Regions from separate parts of the Homo sapiens genome. Here region 1 is linked to region 2. The links are chromatin loops, found by intact Hi-C in ENCODE. Cell type or tissue: A673. All regions are shown on one strand. Each heading gives the region's core, and the rest is flanking DNA. Links, peaks and the distances in the headings are about the cores only.

Region 1 (5,393 bases), core at 166-5,165, 640 kb before region 2:
ACTATGACAGTACATTGGCTAGCCTGTCCTTACAGAATCCATACTCTAGCTACATGTGGCTACTATGCACTTGAAATATGGCTAGTCTAAATTAAGATATGCTATAGTATAAACTGCACACTGGAGGCCAGGCGTAGTGGCTCACACTTGCAATCCCAGGACTTTGGAAAGACAAGGTGGGCGGATTGCTTGAGTCCAGGAGTTTGAGACCAACCTGGGCAACATGGCGAAACCCCATCTCTACAAAAAAATACAAAAATTAGCAGGGCAAGGTGGCACACACCTGTGGTCCCAGCTACTCTGGAGGCTGAGGTGGGAGGATGGCTTGAGCCCAGAGGGTCAAGGCTACAGTGAGCCTAGGTTGCACCACTGCACTCCAGCCTGGGTGACAGAGCGAGACCCTCTCTCAAAAAAACACAATAAATAAAATAAATAAACTACACACTGGGTTTCTGAGGCTTAATTCAAAAAAAAATGCAAAATACATACATCATTAATAATTTTTGTATTGCTTACATGTTAAATGCTATTTTAGGTATATTACTAAATATGTAAACAACATATTTACAACAAGTAAAATGTATTGTTAAAACTAATTTCATGATATGACTTTCACATTTCTATTGGACAGCACTGCTTTAGACCCTGGAATTGCAGGAGGAAGATGCATATAACCTTTTGCAGGATGGGCAGAGGTTTATCTGTAGACTTTACACAACAAAGCATTTCCCACATTCTGTTGACCTCATCACTAGAAGCATTTATAAGTAGCACTCTTTCTATAAGATTCCCCTTTAATCTCACATAGAGATACAGTCTTATTGTTTTAGGCTTTTTTGGGGTTTTTTTGTTTTTTGTTTTTCTGAGCCATATCATTTACTAAATGTACTTTAGCAAAGAAAAGTTGCATCTTGAACATCCCCTAATCATCTAAGGCTTACAGTCTCACAAATTGCTGTCAACAATAAAATTTTGCTTTGAAAACTACACTGCCTTCACTGGAATACTGACTTTACTGGAGCTAATAAAATGTATGAATTCAGCTATTCCACAAGTTCACCAAATATCATACTCACTAGAACAGGGCAAACAGCAAGAGAAATCTGACAGGAAATGACTGGGCCCACAGATTGTCAGAAAAGAGTTCCTTTATTCATTTATTCCTTAAACATTTAAGAAATTAAGAAACTAAAAATTAAGAAATACCTACCACCTGCCAATCACAATAGTGGTTTTCTATTTTATAGGCTTTATAATAGAACAGATAAATCATTCTCAAAAAAAAGAAGTTGTTTGACAACATCAAGTCTTCACCAAAACTGACTGCTCCCCTCCCATCACCTAGATGGTTGTTGTCAAGGTGAAACCATGACTACCTTCTTGTCAGATTTTTGTTTGTTTGGCTGGTTGGTTTCCAAGAATAAAATTGCACTGTCTGCTTCAGGTTTTTCAAGATTTTTTTCAACTAACCCTCAGCATCACCATTAAAGTTAGACAGAGAGGAAGGAAGGAAGGAATAAATAAAACATCCACAAGTTTTCTCCTTGAATTGTTCCTTCTTCTCTCTCACCGCTTCCAACCCCCTCCTGCCTCCATCTCTCCTTTAATTGAAATGGCTTTAGTGTTTGGCTGTATATTTAATAATTAATACAATGGGCCATTTGCATTCTTCATGTTCATATACATGGGGCAGAGATCCAGGTTTTGGTGGGGTCTGAAACTCACCTAATTTGAGGGTCCATCTTAGAGTAAAAAATTATTAACACAAAATTGGGTATAGGACTGTAAAAGGTGCCCATACAAGTTGAGGGGGTGAGGCTCTCTAAAATTTAAGCTTCATTAGCTTCAAAGTAAGTCACCTCTGGTCATATAATGTAGACACCTAGATGTGTGGGCTAGGGAGTGTCTTACTATTGTTTGTTTTATTACAAAGATGGATTTTATTAAAGCACTCTTCCATATCCTTTCTCTTCAACAAACATTATAGAAATCATTCCAAGATAAGTGGTATAGCTCAATTCATTTTTTAAAATGACTGCATAACATTCAGTGATTCAGATGTACTACAAGTTATCTGACCTTCTTTCTTATAAGTACATATTCCCTTTGTTTCTAACTTGGGGATTTTAGAGGGGAATCTTACTTTGTCACTACTAAAATGCTTTTATGGTATTAAAAAAAACTCTCTTTGGGTTTTTTTCATAAATTGCATTAAATGTATTAATTTTGGGAAAAGTAGCAGCTTTATGATGTTAAGTCTTTCTATCCAAGAACAAAGTATATGTTTTTCTATTTGGTCATAATTCCATCCACAGGGAATTTGCAACCTAATAAGGAAAATTAGGCTTGTACACAAATAGCCATGATATAAGAAAAATGGAAAGTACAAATTGTAACACATGAAATTGAAGGCAGGGAAGAAGAGTACTCCAGAGGTGAGATGTAATCTGTGCAGGATTTTAACACAAACGAAATGGAGGAGCGGGAGGTTAAAAGGATGGGAATCTGGGAAAAAGCAACCTCAGCCAAGCAACAGGGATATTCAAGAAACAGTAACTAAGCAGTTTGAGGAGCTGGAACACAGAGTACGTACAGTGAAGTAACAGGAGATGGGGCTAGAAGGGTAGGCTGGAGCTCATCACAGCTAAGAATGCCAGGACAGGAGAGTTTATCCACATTTCAGCAGGGCAATGGGAGAAACAGCCGGTTTGGGGCCAAGAACAAGACAAGCAAGATGAGAACTCTATTTTAGGATCACTCAGGTGTGTGTAAGGCAGCCTGGGAGGAGAAGGGCCGTGCTCAGTTAGAGAACTATTAAAATGAAAGGTCCACAGGAAAAGACGTGAGACCTGAGTCAGAGGGAAGGAAGTGAGAACAGAGAGGAAAGACAGATATAATTAATACATCCTGTGGCACCAGTAGAAGTGATCCGAATACTCACTAGGTTAGGGAGGAAAACAGCAATGTTTCTAGCCTTGAGGCTGGGTGCTCAGTAGGATGGCAATGTGGTAACACACACAAAGCAGAGGACCATGTTTGGGTAAAAGATGATCAGTTTCTTTTCAGATATGTTGCATTTAACATGGAAACAGAATATCCAAACAGCCCTATTCTAGACTAGGGCCCCAAATGTGAGGGCTGTCCTTATCTTACTAAGGATAGAGATAAATTGTATTACTCCTCTGGGGAAACCCAACGGATGAGTTCACCTTCCGAGAATGTTGAACCTACTCACATTGTACAGGCTTCTCATCTTTCAGAAAAAGTTAATGACTTCTAGACTCCTCCTTATCCTACTCTGCTTCAACATCTCCTTACAGCGCAAACCAGCTTGGAGATAGCCTTTGCCTGCATTTTGAGCAGTCAAGACATTAATCAAAAGTCTTGTAATGATGCCATGGGGAAAAAAAAATTCAGTGAACTTTTAGAACTAAGTAAATTCAGCCATATTTCAAAATAAAATTTATACAACCAAAAATATTATAAGGGGGCTTGGCATGGTGGCTCATGCCTGTAATCCCAGCACTTTGGGAGGCCGAGGCAAGAGGATCACTTGAGCTCAGGAGTTCAAGACCAGCCTGGGCAACATGGTGAAATCCTGTCTTTAAAAAAAAAAAAAAATTAGCCAGACATGGTGGCATGCACCTGTAATTCCAGCTGCTTGGGAGGCTGAGGTGGGAGGATAGCTTGAGCCTGGGGAGGCAGAGGTTGCAGTGATCCGAGATTGTGCCACTGCATTTCAGCCTGGACAAAAGAGCTAGACACCGCCTCAAAAATAAATAAATAAAAGGTACAAATTCAGTTTTATTTTAAATAAAACCTGATTTCTAAAATAAAAGTAACATAATTTTACTACCCTACTAGATTTTTCTTATAAACTAAAGGTGCAAAGTGATTGTATATAAATGAGAGAATATATATAGATATGTTGTTTTTCCAAAATAAAATTTTGGTGACTCCTGATTCAAAGGAAATAACCAAGGCTGAAAGGACAAAACTGACCACTATGGAAAACTCCAGAATGCTTTTATTTAGCACCCACTCGATTTGCAATACATGAGTGTGACAGGGGGAAAAAATTAATCAACATGAAATTATGTTTTGTAAAAAAAATTAAATGTACAAACCTCATAATGTTCATATTCATCCACATCAAATGTCTCAAAGTCAAAAAATCCATGTTGTAATCCCTAAAAGCAGAATTTGAATTAGTTTTTCCATGCTAAATTGATAAACTCTACTCATCATTTCTGGAACTCCTACTTACAGAAATGATCCTCACTAATCTGAAGAGACAGCTTGAAACCTTTGATGTTTAATGCATATCTAGAAATCTTTTTATAAAACTGGTTATATTGCATTAAGACTGTCTTACTGGAACTAAAAAAACACTTAGAATAACATGAAAAAGCCCCACAAAAGATGCCTTGATTTCTAATTTACATCAGTTTTGTATGTAAAATTATATGTATACAAAATGAAATAAAACAAATTTATAGTTAGAACCTGTTGGGAACTAGACCTAACTATGACAGAATAGATCATAGTGATTAACTTCTTTGTTAGGAGAAGAAAAATCAATTATTCTTATGAGTTTTTGTCTTCCTTTTATCATAGGGAGATATTTAGCCCCCCAAAAAAACCCTGCATCTTTTACTGTTTTTTCTTCCTTAATATTTCTACTTAATAGGTCCTTAATAATATTTGATGAGAGAATATATATATTTATATATAATATATAGTATATATTTATATATACTATATATAATATAGTATATTTATATATAATACATAATATAGTATATTTATATATACAATACATAATATATATGTAATATTTCTTAATATTTCTACTTAATAGGCCCTTATTTGTTCCTAAAACTCTACCTTGGGAGAATCTGTTTCATGAGATAGTTTCTGACAAAGTAGAATTATACTTGACTGCTCTTACAATTTAAAAAAAAAAACATATTTTTATCACAAAGTAAAAGTCATACTCAGTTTTGTAAACAATGACTTAGAACTTTTAAAAACTATCCAGCTAGCTCAGATCTAATATTTTAAAGAGAACAGAATCTTTTATTTTATAAATCATGAAGCTATACAGATTACAACAGAATACAAAACCACAGGTACATTTAAAAGTTACATGATCAAGTCATTAAAAATAGAAAAAGAAACTAGCAAGCCAAGCTCCAGTACATCTATCAGTGTTTTTTCAAAACACAGAACATGCGCCATCAGCATCAGAAACACTTAGGGTAATTCATATGAAAGAAGCAGACTCCTGGGCCCCACCCCAGAACTATCAAATCATATTTGCTGTGGTTGGGGCCCAGGATCACCATTTTCAGCATAGCTTCCCAGGTGATTCTTAGAAATGCAAAATTCTG
Region 2 (5,393 bases), core at 104-5,103:
GCAGAAACCATTTTTTCTTTTGGTCATCCTCTCACTATGATGAGTGACAGGCTTGAAATAATTGTTCATTGTTATTATTCAATAGTTATTGCTCAATAGTTATTACTATTATCCACTCAGAGCCACAACAATTCTGAAGTAACTATGATGGCTGTGATTTTAATAGTTTTGTTTTTTAGCTACATAATCCAAAGGACATGGTGACTATCAATTGAAAGGCGAAAAATATCCTCTCCAATGACTATTTTTGATTTTGTTAAATAAGAAGTTATAGCTAAATATGAACCAGATGCATTTACTCAACATATTACAATTATTGTAGGAAAATATTCTGAGTTTGTCGTAGTCTGGAGATTTTCAATCCTAGTTGTATTGGTTATGTGCCTGGAAGAAACCTGAAGGTATTAGGAATGGTTCATCTAAGAGACAAACGTAGCAAGCTCAAGAGACTTCTCCTTGCTAACTCCAATCTAGCTAGTCACCAAGTTCTGCTGATTCTAGGTCTGAAATGATTCTCAACTCCCTGGGTATCTTAAGTTTGACTTGTCTGAAGCCACATCTTGATATGCTCCCTAACATGTTCCACTCCCTCCCCATCTCCCTTATCTCAGTCCATTTGGGCTGCTAGAACAAAATACCAAAAAGTGGGTGGCTTATAAAAAACAGAAATTCATTTCTCACAGTTCTGGAGGCTGGGAAGTCTAAGATCAAGGCCCCAGCAGATTCTGTATCTGATGAGGGCACATTTCCTGGTTCATAAATGGCACCTTCTTCCTGTGTCCTCACACAGTAGAAAGGGCAAGGCAGCCTGTTTTACAAGGACACTAATTCCATTTGGCAAGTGGCACAAATGGGATTAATCTCTTATCCTGAAGGACCTAATCACCCCCGAAAAGCCTCACCTAATACTATCACATTGGGAGTTGAATTAAGTTTCAATATGTGAATTGGCAGGTGGTGAGGGCACACAAATATTCAGACCATAGCAATTCTAAACCTTGAAGTAATTCTTGATTTTTCCATCTCCTATTTTCACATTCAATTCATCCAATTCTGTCAGTTCTTCCCACAAATGTATTGTAATTCAGACCTCTTCACTTGTTCAGTTCTCCAAGTAAGTATGAATCACAGATATCACATACATTTTATGTAAGACTTAGAGTATGTCAGGGGCACACTTGGTTCTCTTGCTGAGGCACACTCCTGCACCCATTTGCAGTGTTCTTCCTTTCTAATAAACTTTCCTTTTTCAAACCTAAAAAAAAAAAGAATATATGTTTTATTGTTACCTCTTAAAACCACGAATTGTGTTCAGAAAACTCCACTGGTTTTCATCACACCTGGAGTAAAATCCAGAGCCCTTGGTGTGGCTTGCAAGTCTCTACACAATCTGGTTCTACTTCTCCCTCTGACCTCATCACCCACCACTCTTTCCTTTTCTTTCTTTAAACTTTTATTTCTTATTTTTAAAATTTTCTCTGTGAGTCTAGCAAATGATCCCATTCTCACTGTACTCCAAGCAGGCTGGCCATGTTGCTATTCCTTGAATGTAACAAACATGCTCTTGCTGTTTTCTCATTCTGGAATAATCTTTTCCCCATATTTCTACATAGCTCACCTTTTCAATTGATTCAGATCTTTGCTCATATTAACTCCTCAGGTGATTACATATTATTGTGATTTGTATGGGTATATAGTTGGCAAAAGATAATGTTAAAAATTTACCAACGCTTGGGCAGAAATGGTGGCTCACACCTGTAATCCTAGCAGTTCGGGGAGCTGAGCTGGGCAGAATGCCTGAGCTCAGGAGTTGGAGACCAGCCTGGGCAACATGGTGGAACTTGGTCTCTACAAAAATACAAAAATTAGCTGGGCTTGGTGGCGCATGCCTGTAGTCCCAGCTACTTGGGGGACTGAGGTGGGAGGATTGCACCTGTGGTCCCAGCTACTTGTGGGGCTGAGGTGGGAGAATCACTTGAGCTTGGGAGATAGAGGCTACAGGGAGCTGTGTTTATGCCACTGCACTCCATCCTGTGTGACAGAGTGAGACCCTATCTCAGAAAAAAAAAAAAAAAAAAGAAAGAAAGAAATTTACCAACCCTCCAAGACTAGCCAACTATTGGACCATTGTCATTTATATAAAACAAACACAACCATTTTAGATTTGATGAGGCACTTTCAAACTCTTTGGCCCATCTATTAGCAAAAGGGAATGTTATATTACCTAGAAAAAGAACGTAGCTGGGCACAGAGGGTCGTGCCTGTAATCCCAGCACTTTGGGAGGTTGAGGTGGGAGGATAGCTTGAGTCCAGGAGTTTGAGACCAACCTGGGCAATATAGTGAGACCTTGTCTATGAAAAAAAGAAAACCTAAACATATAAGGAACTTTCACTTTTGTAACACCAAACTGCCTTTGTAGAATATCTCAGGATTAAACAAATTCGAACAGTGCCAGTTATTAACCCCTTTGGATATGGACTAATTAAGAAGATATGAGACAATCAGAAAAGGTCTTATTAAGATTTCTCGGTTTATACATAAACTCAGATAATAAAACCTCTCTCGTAATACAACTTTGGAGCACTCAATTCTGTTGAGTTATCTCCTCTTTTATTAATGCCAGATCTAGTCACTCTGACTGGGTAATGCTAACTATGGAATTCTGTACAGTGTACGTGTGAATATATGCACTGTATATATATGTGAGGCATGCCTATATGGTGTTAAGCCTTTATCCTTAATGTCTCTCATTTGTGGAAATAATATTCCTTCTTTTATTTGACACTTATTTTCCCCTGGGATTTCCCCAGTGGTATCAACTCTGAACTAGGCAGGCTTCACAGCAGACCAAGTATGACATTGTTTTAATTAACGCCACTCTGAAATATTTGGCTGTGAGTACTTGATAAGGGAAGGCTTCATAAGTATTTCAGGAGGTCTCATTCTCCCGCCTTAAGACCCTTACTACTCTTCTAGGAATTGGGGGAGGAATACAGTGAACTGTCTATGTCCTCACTCTTCAGTGGTAATACTTTATGGGTAGTGCTTCAGGGATGAGTGTGTGGAAAGATTCTAGTTACCTCCCCCTTTCCTTCCAGCAGTCAGACAGAAAGGAAAACGTGGGTGGCCATATAGGGAGATAAACTTGCTCTTCCATGCCCTCAGTTACACGTAACACTTAAAATTTCTTGGCATCTACTGCCACCGTGTGGTTATTTACATTTACTGACTTTAATGTGTTTCCCTTTTAAGGCTGGTCCGAAACAAAAATACAAGGAATTCTAGTTTGTTTTAGTATCCTTCAGCCTCAGATTGTTCCCAAGTCCCTCTAGGTTCTCTGTGCTCTTACACTGACGAGAAGATTCCACTACTAAATACTTTCTTCTTCTCTTATGTTACGCTCTACTAAAGCATGCTGCTGATACTCCAGTGACTTTCAGAGTTTTTGATGAACCAGTTTGAGGCAGAAAGATTCTAAAATGGGCTCCATATGTCCCTGTCCCTGATATTATGGCTTATGTAATCCCTTCACAGGAGTGTGGATGAGACCTGTGACTAGCTTTTAACCAACAGAATATGGCTGAGGTGATGGGATGTCACACTGCAATTACACTGGACAGTATTGTAACTTCTGTATTGCTAACAGACTCTCTTTTTTAGTTTTATTTTTTAATTTTTGTGGGTATAGTAGGTGTATATATTTATGGGGTACATGAGATGTTTTGATTACAGGCATGAAATGTGATATAACCACATCATGGAGAATAGGGTATCCATCCCCTCAAGCATTTATTCTTTGAGTAACAAACAATCCATTTACACTCTTTGAGTTATTTTAAGATGTGCAATTAAGTTATTATTAACTATAGTCACTCTGTTGTGCGATAGCACAACAGATAAATGATAAAATAGGTAAATGATAAAATAGGTCTTATTCATTCTTTCTATTTTCTTGTACCCATTAACCATTCCCACCTTCTCCCTGCCCCACACACTATCCTTCCCAACCTCTGGTAACTGTCCTTTTACTTTCTATGTCCATGAGTTCAACTGTTTTAATTTTTATATCACACAAATAAGTGAGAACATGCAGTGTTTGTCTTTGTGTGCCTGGCTTATTTCACTTAGTAAAATGATCTCCGGTTCCATCTGTGTTGTAGTAAGTGATGGGATCTTATTCTTTTTATGGCTGAATAGTATTCCATTGTGTATATGTATAACATATTCTTTATCCATTCATCTGTTGGTGGACACTTAGTTTGTCCAAATCTTAGCTATTGTAAACAGTGCTGCAGCAAACATAGGGGTGCAGATATCTCTTCAATATACTGACTTCATTTCTTTTGGGTATACCCAGCAATGGGATTGCTGGATCATATAGTAACTCAATTTTTAGTTTTTTGAGGAACCACCAAACTGTTCTCCATAGTGGTTGCGCTAATTTACATGCTAGCAGACTCTCTTGATCGCCTTCTGGGTTTGCATGCATGAAGCAAGCAGCCATGCTAGGGAGACTCAGTGAAAAGAAACTGAGGGTGGCTGCTGGCTGTCAGCTGCAAGAAATTGAGGCTCTCAGTCCAACAAAACACAGGGAATTGTAACAACCACATGAACTTGGAAGCAGATCATCCTCTTCGGTTGAGCTTTCAGATGAGATCACAGCCTTGGCCAACACCTTGATTGCAGCCTGATGAGAGACCTTGAAGGAGAGGACCCAGTTAAGCTATGCCCAGATTCTGTGAGCTTATACAGACAGTCCTTGACTTACTATGGTTCAACTTATGATTTTTGTGACTTCATGATGGGACAAAGGACGTTAAGTATTCAGGAGAAACTGTATTTTGAATTTTGATATTTTCACAGGCTAGTGATATACAGTACAATATTCTCTCTCCATGCTGGGCAGTGGCAGCAAGCCACAGCTCCCAGTCAGCCACACAATCAGAAGGGTAAACAACTGGGTACTCTACAGTGTACTGTGTTTCCAGATGATTTGGCCTGATAGTGGGCTAATGTAAGTGTTCCAAGCATGTTTAAGGTAGGCTAGGCTAAACTATGATGTTCGGTAAGTTAGATATATTTAATGCATTTTTGACTTACAATATTTTCAACTTATGGTGGGCTTATTGAGATGTAACCCCATTGTAAGTTGAGGAGCATCTGTAAATGTGAACTGTTTTCAGCCATTAAATGTGTGGTAATTTGTTACACAGCAATAATTAATACACAGTTCTTTGGTTTTACTTACATCATTCCCCTCTTCCTAGGACTGCAATATAAGTCCTTGGAGACTGTTTTTGGCAATAAATATAATTGTCAAACACCATTCTTTGTTCAGAATTGTCCCTTCTCTCCCACCAAGGCTCTGTTACTGAATCAGCTTGTGCCTGAT

Evidence for each region. Peaks named below come from ENCODE experiments on the same cell type or tissue, not always from the same donor. Only the 100,000 strongest peaks of a DNase experiment are listed, where the experiment ranks them.
Region 1: a loop joins it to region 2, with 4 times the contacts of the local background. A loop is called at or near these places in 62 of 110 quality-filtered maps.

What each region holds. Positions count from the first base shown.
Region 1 is chr1:100,441,731-100,447,123 of GRCh38, reverse strand. It overlaps CDC14A (cell division cycle 14A), which reads right to left. Exons shown (of 16, transcript NM_003672.4): 7 at 4,128-4,190. Among named protein-coding and RNA genes, the nearest start is that of CDC14A, 92 kb to the right of the region's middle. In A673, for the core only: a CTCF peak has its summit at 2,630; no DNase peak of the experiment used is centred there.
Region 2 is chr1:99,806,648-99,812,040 of GRCh38, reverse strand. No RefSeq gene overlaps it. Among named protein-coding and RNA genes, the nearest start is that of AGL, 41 kb to the left of the region's middle. RefSeq lists an enhancer at 2,267-2,767. In A673, for the core only: a CTCF peak has its summit at 3,215 (motif pointing left); a DNase peak (open chromatin) is centred at 3,150.